2 separate regions of the Homo sapiens genome follow, and region 1 is linked to region 2. A link is an interaction called in ENCODE POLR2A ChIA-PET data of the cell type or tissue named here. Cell type or tissue: A673. All regions are shown on one strand.

Region 1 (5,000 bases), 460 kb before region 2:
ACAGGCCTGTCGTCAAAGAGGATTTGACTGGACTGTGCTGGAAGAGCTCCGAAAAGATTACGACGCAGAGCTCACCCACCACCGTCGCCCCCACCATGCAATGCAGAATTTGAAACGGTGCTAAACCGCCACACAGACACACAACCTACCGACTGGCTGGAATTAAAATCGCGTCTTCACAGAGCTCGTAGCAGCATCGCGGCGTGCTCATCAAGGCTGGGTGATGCTGACTGCGCGCTGCCCTGTTTGCTGTGCCACAGCACAAGCCTGGCTGGGCATATATATTTATTATCTGCCTCTCCTGATTACATGCACACTCCACACAGGGAGGCTGTGGGTCGAAGGGTGTAGATGCTGAGGCTGCAGCGTGGGCGGGTTACAGACTAAGCAGCCTGGCTGTGGCCTGTGGGTCTCACCAAGTCCACGGGCTCCCCCTGCACACACCCCTTCATCATTGTCCTCTGCTCCACGCAAAATCACGCAGTGCTGGGCCAGTCACGGGCACACAGCAGAGGCTTGCCGACTGTGTGATACGCTAAGTCACTACAAAACACTGGATACACCAGCGGTTCTCTGGAAACAGCTTAACTTTTTCCCCATCAGCTCCAGCAAGCTCACTATGCCCCGGTACAGAGCGCTCAGGCATTTTGCCTAAGTAATTAATGTAATGTTCCCTCCCAGCCACCCCCCTGTGGTGGGAGAAGCCAGGGGTCCTGGTAACGTGGGGCATGACCCACTCCATCTGTATTGATCGGCTTCCCTGGGAAGCAGAGGGCACGGGAGGTGCAGGCTGGCCTTTTGTGCATACAGTCTTTCATCTTTTCCTTTGGTGTGCCTCCGATAACCTACACAGAGCATTCCATCTTACATGCATATACCAGAGGCTGTAAATTCAACAGAGAAAGAGATCAAAAGAAAGAGAAAAGCATTTATACCCTTTCTCAAGGTACCAGCAGCCTCCACACTTCACTCTGTGTAGCCCCACCCCACTGAAGCTCACATTCAACTTAGTAAAACACTTCAATTTGACCCAGCAATCCCATTACTGGGTATATACCCAAAGGAATATAAATAGTTCTACTATAAAGATACATGCACGCATATGTTCATTGCAGCACTATTCACAATAGCAAAGACACGGAATCAACCCAAATGCCCATCAATGATAGACTGGATAAAGAAAATGTGGTACATATAGACCATGGAATACTATGCAGCCATAAAAAGGAATGAGATCATGTCCTTTGCAGGAACCTGGGTAGATCTGGAAGCCATTATCCTCAGCAAACTAACGCAGGAAGAGAAAACCAAACACCACATGTTCTCACTCATAAGTGGGAGCTGAACGATGAGAACACACGGACGCAGGAAGGGGAACATCACATACTCCGGCCTGTCGGGGGTGGGGGGAGGAGGAGCATCAGGACAAATAGCTAATGCATGTGGGGATTAACACCTAGGTGATGGGTTGATCTGTGCCGCAAACCACCATGGCACACGTTTACCTACGTAGCAAACATGCACATCCGCACATGTATCCCAGAACTTAAAATAAAATTTAAAAAAAAACACTTCAACTCAGTACTTCAAAAACAAAAAAAAAGGGAAAAGAATGCTCCCTCTGGAAATGTTTCTCTTTGGGAAATAAATAAAAGCTCGTCTTCAGAAAACATTAGTCAGTGTAGCGATGCCATCTACAGCTGATGCCGCCAAGCAGACAGGCCCTTTCCAGGATCCGTCTCGCTGCGACAGGCACCACCCGAGGTCAACAGGCAGGCTGACTCATCAAACCTGTTATTCAAACTAGGTGAACCCACTTTCCTTAAGCTCATTACAAATATTTTTGAATATATTTATATATATTTGAGGTGCCATTTGTGGTACCTCAAAAAATCATAACAGTTTTCAAGACTAAGTTTGTGTTTCCAAATGAAATCGAGCATTTGGAAACATCTGGTTTGGGGGGGGGTTTTGGTTTTGTTTTTTTTTTTGGAGACAGAGTCTTTCTTTGTTGCCCAGGTTGGAATGCAGTGGCACGATCATAGCTCACTGCAGCCTCAAACTCTTGGGCTCAAGTGATCTTCCCACCTCAGCCTCTGAGTAGCTGGGATTACAGGTGCGCACCACCACACCAAACCATATTTTTACTTTTTTTGTAGAGACAGGGTCTCACTATGTTGCCCGGGCAGGTCTTGAACTCCTATTTTCAAGTGATTCTCCCACCTGAGCCTCCCAAAATGCTGGGATTACAGGCATGAGTCACAACACCTGGCCCGAAACATCTGCCTTAATTGGCAGAAATGAATTTAACTTGGGGTGAAAAATTCTCCATAGCCTTTGTCCTTAGCCTTCCCACAAATCGATGTCCACTCACTGACCCCCATGCCTGCAAGCTTCTCTAGAGAACAGGAGTTGTAAAGATACCTTTTCAGCAGCTTCCAAGAAATATTTCCTTAAACTGTTTTTATTATTCTCTTGGCCAAGCTCCATTTGTAGTTAAGACCCTGCTACTCAAATGTGTTTAAAATGTGTTACCTTGAGATAAACGCAAAACAAACAGACCCTTGTAAAATCCTACAGAGGAGCCACCATAGAGATAAGTTTCAAAGGCACATTGGCCTCTGGTTGAATAAACTGCTTCCATTTCATAGAAGCAGCAGGGGTGGCAAAGTGGTGGCAGGGGTATAAAATTCAGCCACCGTTTGCTCTGCAGCCACTCATATCCTTTTCTACTACTTTGTCTTTAGGCAAAAAAGACAGACCTTTAACTAAGAGAGATGTCCCACCACAAGGTGCTGGGTACGAGGCTCACATGGTTTGGTGCTGGCAGTGGGTGTCTAAGTGTTCCATGGTTGCACTGACGTGGGAACCACTTGCTATACATGGTATTTAAATTTAAATCTAATGACATTCAAAATCCAGTTCTTCAGTCATATGAGCCACATTTTACATGCTAGGAAGTTACATGTGGCTGATGGCTACTATACTGAACAGAACAGAAGAGATTTTCCATCATTACAGAAAGTTCTGCCAGACAGCACAGGTGTGTGGTTTTACAAAGCATGTTTGTGCATGTTATAGAAAAGGATCCATTATTTCAATATCCTTTCTTATTAATGACCTTAGAGGTAATATCAATTTTTAGTAGTGATCTTAGAAATTTTCAGTAACCATTCATCAACATAGGAAACCCTCAATGACACTGCAAAACCATCTATTTGGCTACTTACCATTGAAGACCTACTGTGCACCAGGCAGATACTGTTTCTGACATAGAGTCTTTTTTTTTTTCCAACTTTTAAGTTCAGGGGTACATGTGCAGGATGTGCAGGTTTGTTCCGTAGGTAAACGTGTGCCATGGTGGTTTGCTGCACAGATCAACCCATCACCTAGGTATTAAGCCCAGCACCCATTAGCTATTCTTCATCACTGATGCTCTCCCTCCTCCCGACTTCCGACAGGCCCCAGTGTGTGATGTTCCCCCCAACATGTCTATGTGTTCTCCCTGTTCAGCTCCCACTTATAAGCGAGAACATGCAGTGTTTGGTTTTCTGTTCCCATGTTAGTTTGCTGAGGATGATGGCTTCCAGCTCCATTCATGTTCCTACAAAGGACATGATCTCATCTTTTATGGCTGCATAGTATTCCATGGTATATACGCACCATGTTTTCTTTATCCAGTCTATCATTGATGAGCATTTAGGTTGGTTCTATGTCTTTGCTATCATGGATAGTACTGCAGTGAACAGGTGCATGCATGTGTCTTTGTAACAGAATGATTTACATTTCTTTGGGTATATACCCAGTAATGGGATTGCTGGGTACAATGGTATTTCTGCCGCTAAAACCACCTTACAGTGCAGGCACTATGTTTCCATACTCCCCATGGAAAGTGAACTCATGTCTTCCTCTGACTCCGAAGCTAGTGCTCTTCCATCACACTGGGGGTCGCAGCATTGCCAGGCCCCCCAGTAATAAACACTTTGCAGGTCTATATCCCCTCGCCACTGCAACACAAAGCAGCTTCAGACGTTACATAAGTGAATGAAGGCACCTGTGTTCCAGCAAAACTTTATTTATGGACACTGAAATTTGGATTTCATACCAGTTTTATGTGTCAAGAACTATTCTCTTTCGAGAGTAGGGTGACTGCAGGCTAGAAGAATGGATTGTACTCAGGTAATGGACACCCTAAATGCCCTGGGCTGATCACCATCCATCATATACACATAACACACTTTCACATATACCCAATACATTTGTAAAATAAAAATTATATATAAAAAAAGAATATCAGGGGTTCTTCATGCTGTAACATAGGTTCTGCTGCAGGTGGCGCCTTGAAATTAGTCCGTATATCTCATCAGCCACTAATTCCTAAAGCATCCACTCATGACTAGGAATGTGCTAATTACAAATGACCTGCCTGCAGGGCCTTGGCGTAAACACTTCCGCCCTGTGGTGAGCAGGATGTGCTAATTACAAAGAACTGCCTGCGGGGCCTTGGAGTACACACTTCCACCCTGGGTGAGCAGGGTGTGCTCCAGAATGCATGCTCTCTAATCCTGAGACCTATGTATTTCTCACCATATATGCAAAGCAGAATTTGCAGACATAACGAAGCCACAGACCCTAAGACGGGCCTGGGTAATTCTGGACGATCTGGGTGGGCCCAGCATCATCACACAAGGCCTTAAAAGCAGGCGACTTTCTCTGGCTGCAAACAGAACTGTGGAGCAGAAAAGGAAGTCAGAAAGAATCCAAGTGTGACTTTGAATCAGGCTTCAAAAGAAAGAAGCCACATCATGGCTGAGCTCTGAAGTTCAGGGCTCATGGGCAGAGACTTGAGAGAGGCCTTGGGAGGTCAGGGCAGCCCCTGCTCAGTCCCACCAGCTGAAGGAGCTGGATTCTGCCCACAACCCCAACAAGGCAGAAGAGGATGCTCCCAGAGCCTCTGAGGGGGAACCCAGCCCACCTGGATTTTGATTTCAGCCTCATGA
Region 2 (5,000 bases):
ATTGTACAAGTATTTACTTGTTCCAAGCCTCAGTTTTCTCATCTGTCAAATGGTGATATTCACATCTACATCATGTGACTTGTGATAATTTCACTAGGAAATGAGCATAAATGCTCCGCACAGGGCCTGGCATTGAGTAACTGATAACGAGTTGTATTTGTTGAGTGATTTCTTTTCATTGCACACATTTACCTCGGCAGCCAGACACCGAGTGTGAGAACAAAAACCACATCTGCTGTCATGGCACTCGGCACGGCTGAGGAGCTTGCTCAATAAATACTTGTTGATCAGCTGCAAGGCTAATTGGTAGTTGGTTGATGGCTTAATTAATTAACTTACTCTTTCAAAAATCTAGACGAGTCCTTAAGCTGAAGGTTAGGATGTGTTTTATCCCGTGGGTTTTGGACGCAAGCGGTGCTCCATTTTGCTGACTGAACTTCTGCAAGGAGCACTTACGGAGTTAGAAGTTGAAGTGCAAGAGCTTGGGATGGCAGAATAGCTCTGTTGGGGGCTCAGCTTGCATTGCTCGGCTCAAGATTTCGGGCCTTCCCCTTCTGGAATGGCCCTGTGGTGTTTCGCACACACGAGTCATCAAGAACTTGTCCAGGCCACTCTGCCGAATTTGCATTACCTTCTAAAGGTGTGACCTTGTGTTTCTGTCTTCTAAAGAGTTTCATAATGAACCAATATAGTTAGTAGAAAGTTAACTGGAACACAGTATCGATTAGTTAGAAACAATATCCAGCCTTTTCATTATATCTGCTAGTTGGTCTTTTTTACTGTATTCATTGTCATCAATGGATAATCATTAACCTGATAAGTAGGTCTTCAGAAAGCTGAAATAGTACCTGTAAAAAATTTCACTTGACTTTTTTCTGTTTACCTAAAGGGAATACTACAAAGGTATTTCTTCATTCATATTGTCCATGTGGAAGTTAAGACATTGAACCTAGGCCGGGTGCGGTGGCTCACGCCTGTAATCCCAGCACTTTGGGAGGCCGAGGCGGACGGATCACAAGGTCAGAAGATCGAGACCATCCTGGCTAACATGGTGAAACCCCGTCTCTACTAAAAATACAAAAAATTAGCCGGGCGTGGTGGCGGGCGCCTGTAGTCCCAGCTACTCGGGAGGCTGAGGCAGGAGAATGGCGTGAACCCCGGGAATTGGAGCTTGCAGTGAGCCGAGATCGCGCCACTGCACTCCAGCCTGGGTGGCAGAGTGAGACTCCGTCTCAAAAAATAAATAAATAATAAAAAATAAAATAAAATAAAAAGACATTGAACCTAACTAACTGTAAGTTGCCAAAGTTAAAGCCAAAAATTAGCTCACCCTGTGTTTCTGAAATAATGTGTACACTCGAATCATTGCTAGTTTTTGACGTAATGTTGCTACCAATTCTTCTCTTTAGGAAACTGTATTCCATCATTGCTGTTGGCAATGTTTATTTTGACCTACTCCCCAACTGGCTTTTACTAAAGGTTTTCTTGTGGCTTAGCGTTTAGGGTCGTGAATTTTCCAGCTCTGTTTTCTTCCTCGGTAGCTTTGCAAGGGGGACCCTCTCCTTGGCTCCTGTGTGTCACCCTGCACACTATATGGTTCCTTGGAGCTTGCTGTGGGAGCCACGCTCTCCCTCCCTGCAGTGCCTGTGCCCCCGCTCTGTGTCTGGGTCCATGCTGAGTGTATCTGGGAGCCCGCCTCCCGCACCAGCTGGAAAAGCTGCACCCTTGCCGCAAACGTAATGAGAAGGAAGAGATGCTGTAAAATCTGATGGAGTGAAATAGGAAGGTGGGAGGCGCCTCTGATTTTATGCGCAGAGCACTCCCCTCTTTTGTTAACATCCCCCCTCCGCCATGGTTGATTGTTCCTGGCGAGTGCCTGGCCCGGCTGTGCCAGTCTACCTCCTTCTCCAGGAATTTGGGGTGAGGTCTAAGGGTTGGCTCATCTTTGGGTGCCTGATCAGGGGGATGTCAGGCCCTGGTGTTCCCGGCGCTTTTGCCTCCTGCCCTGTGCACATACGGGAGCCAGGCCGGAGTGAGAGAAAGAGAAACGGAGCAGGTGTGGAGAGAGGGGCCCAGCTCAGGGTGGGAGCACGTGCCTGGGGCTCGGCAGCCCCAAAGCCCAATGTGGTTCCTACCTCTTGGTCCCGAGACACCCCAGGCTCCTCAGGTTCAATTTCCCTTTGCTAGCGCTAGTTTGAGTCCAGCGTCCGAGCTGCTGCACATGCTGCCGTCACCATGCGGAGTGCCCAGGCCCTGCCACCTCCCTGCCCATAGCCCAGACCTGCCCAGCCTTTCTGGTTCGGTCACTCTGTCCTGCTGACAGCTGGCCTGGACCCTGGCTGTCCTCACCAAGTTCAGTGCTTGGTTCCAGCCCTGCCCCCACTGTTCTGCCTGGTGCTGTGTCGGCTGCCTTGGTGAGCCTACCAGACTCACCGCGGATGCCTTGGCCTGGTGTTCATGACTCAAGCTTAATCCTGCCGTGCTCACACGTGCTTGTGCGTTCTGGTGTCTGCCCCTGCCCCCCTCCCTGCCCCGCCCCTGTGTCCACCTTTCAGTTCTGGACAGGCTTCCCGAGGCCCCACACGTGGCGGCTGCTCCCACCTCCTCCTCTGTGTGCTCCTGGCGTTTTCCTGCTTGGTCCGTGTGTGGGATGCATGCCTGCCAACTGTCCCCACACAGCAGGAATGCAATTAACATTTCCTGCACGGAGCAGAAATAGCCCTTCAGCTTACTGTGGAGAGAGGATCAGTAAGTCACCCTTGGCACATACGACAGTAGAGCGGATAGTTTACCAGGGATATCGTAAAACAAAAGCCCCGCGCTTTTCCTAAGGAGACATCCTTTGACTTCCTGAAAGTCACTTGGTTGTGGGGATGAAAGTGGTGGGCCAGGCTGGGCAGGGACCTGGGCACAGGGGAGCTGGGCCGGGGGCACACAGGAGGCTCTCCATAAACAAAAGAAGGAGCCCATCGGCAGCCATCCGCTTGGGGCTGGGAGGGAGCGGACAGGTCCACTCCTCGGCAACACCCAGCCTGCTGGTGCCCCTGTCCAAGCGATTCCTAGAGAGCTCCTCTGACTATCACCATGGCTATTCTTCTCCCAGCTCTTAGTGAGGCCCCAGGTGCCACCTCAGCCCTAACCCCCTTGTCTGTACCCAGATGTGGACACATACTCTCCCCATGCATGCCCAGATGCAGACACACCCGTCACCTCTACCTAGATGTGGACACACCCCCCAATGCGTGCCCAGATGTGGACACCCCCCCATGTGTGCCCAGATGCAGACACACCCCCCATGCCTGCCCAGATGCAGACACACCCATGTCACCTCTGCCCAGATGCAGACACACCCCGTCACCTCTGCCCAGATGTGGACACCCCCCCATGCGTGCCCAGATGCAGACACACCCCTGTCACCTCTGCCCAGATGTGGACACACCCCTCCCCATGCGTGCCCAGATGCAGACACACCCATGTCACCTCTGCCCAGATGTGGACACAGCCCTGTTACCTCTGTCCAGATGTGGACACGCCCCCCATAGCTGCTCAGATGCAGACACAACCTCCTCGCTTCTGCCCAGATATGGAGTCATGGGTACCCTGTCCCCCCAGTGGGTCTCTTGTGTCCCCACCTTCTCTTGACCTCTTCTCACCACCACAAGGTGTTGCAGGAAGTCAGGGACTGCGAACAGAGGGACCTGCTGAAGCCGTGACAGAAGAACATAAATTGTGAAGATTTCATGGACATTTATCACTTCCCCAATCAATGCTCTTATAATTTCCTATGCCTGTCTTTACTTTAATCTCTTAATCCCGTCATCTTCGTAAGCTGAGGATGTATGTTGCCTCAGGACCCTGTGATGATTGCATTAACTGCACACATTGTTCGTAAAGCATGTGTGTTTGAACAATATGAAATCTGGGCACCTTAAGAACAGGATAACAGCAATTTTCAGGGAACAAGGGACAATCGTAAAGTCTGGCTGCCTGGGAGCCGGGTGGAACAGAGCCATATTTCTCTTATTACCAAAACGGATAAGATAAATATCGCTGAATTCTTTCCCCAGTAAGGAATATTAATAATTAACAGCCCGGGAAAAGAATGCATTCCCGGGGCGGGGGGGGGGCCCTCTAAAATGGCCACTCTGGGGGTGTCTGCCATATGCAGTTGCAGATGAGGGATGAAACACACCCTGGCCTCCTGCAGTGCCCCCAGGCTTGCTAGGATTAGGAAATTCCAGCCTGGCGAATTCTAGTCAGATGGGTTCTCTGCTCTTGAACCCTGTTAAGATGTTTATCAATGACAATGCAAGCACAGTGGGACATGGAAGTTCATTAGTGGTTGTAGTTTCGCCCTGACCTTGTGATCTCACCCTGACCTTCTGCCTTGTGATCTTCTGTTGCCCTTGGAGCATGTGATCTCTGTGACCCACACCCTATTCGTACACTCCCTCCCCTTTGAAAATTGCTAATAAAAACTTGCTGGTTTTACGGCTCACGGGGCATCATGGAACCTGCTGACATGTGATGTCTCCCCCAGACACCCAGCTTTAAAATTTCTCTCTTTTGTACTCTTTCCCTTTATTTCTCAGACCGACCGACACAGGGAAAATAGAAAAGAACCTACGTTGAATTATCGGGGGTGGGTTCCCCCGATAACAAGGCTCTGCAAGGATGGTGGCTTTCAGTTTCCAAAAATGTTTCCTAAGCATCAGAGCAGGCTTTCGGAGTGGGAGGTGAAGATGTGGCTCTTCCTGGGCCCGAGGCCTCTTCTCCCTGACTGAGCGCAGTGTCTGCGTCTCTCACTGATGACCGCCTTTCTCGGCTTCTGACCAGGACTGTTTTGAGTTCTCAGTCTCTCGCACAGCCCATTTGCATAGGACTGGGGGGACACCAGGTCTTGTAGCTCACGCCTCCCAGTGGCCACCTCTGAAATTGGGAGGCCTCTTGCTGGGAGACACCAGGAGCATCTGCAGCCAGTGCGCTCTTTCCAGAAAGCC

Evidence for each region. ChIA-PET counts read pairs that join two places held together with the same protein. Peaks named below come from ENCODE experiments on the same cell type or tissue, not always from the same donor. Only the 100,000 strongest peaks of a DNase experiment are listed, where the experiment ranks them.
Region 1: POLR2A ChIA-PET joins it to region 2 with 5 read pairs; 1 of 35 experiments calls an interaction of 5 or more read pairs at or near these places.

What each region holds. Positions count from the first base shown.
Region 1 is chr2:3,661,876-3,666,875 of GRCh38, reverse strand. All of the region lies in intron 1 of ALLC (allantoicase), which reads right to left. Among named protein-coding and RNA genes, the nearest start is that of ALLC, 6.2 kb to the right of the region's middle. RefSeq lists an enhancer at 4,574-4,683. In A673, a CTCF peak has its summit at 4,343 (motif pointing right); a DNase peak (open chromatin) is centred at 4,455.
Region 2 is chr2:3,198,189-3,203,188 of GRCh38, reverse strand. All of the region lies in intron 5 of EIPR1 (EARP complex and GARP complex interacting protein 1), which reads left to right. Among named protein-coding and RNA genes, the nearest start is that of LINC01250, 75 kb to the right of the region's middle. RefSeq lists enhancers at 2,214-2,770, 4,055-4,593, 4,757-5,000. In A673, a CTCF peak has its summit at 4,907; a DNase peak (open chromatin) is centred at 2,698; H3K27ac peaks cover 510 bases.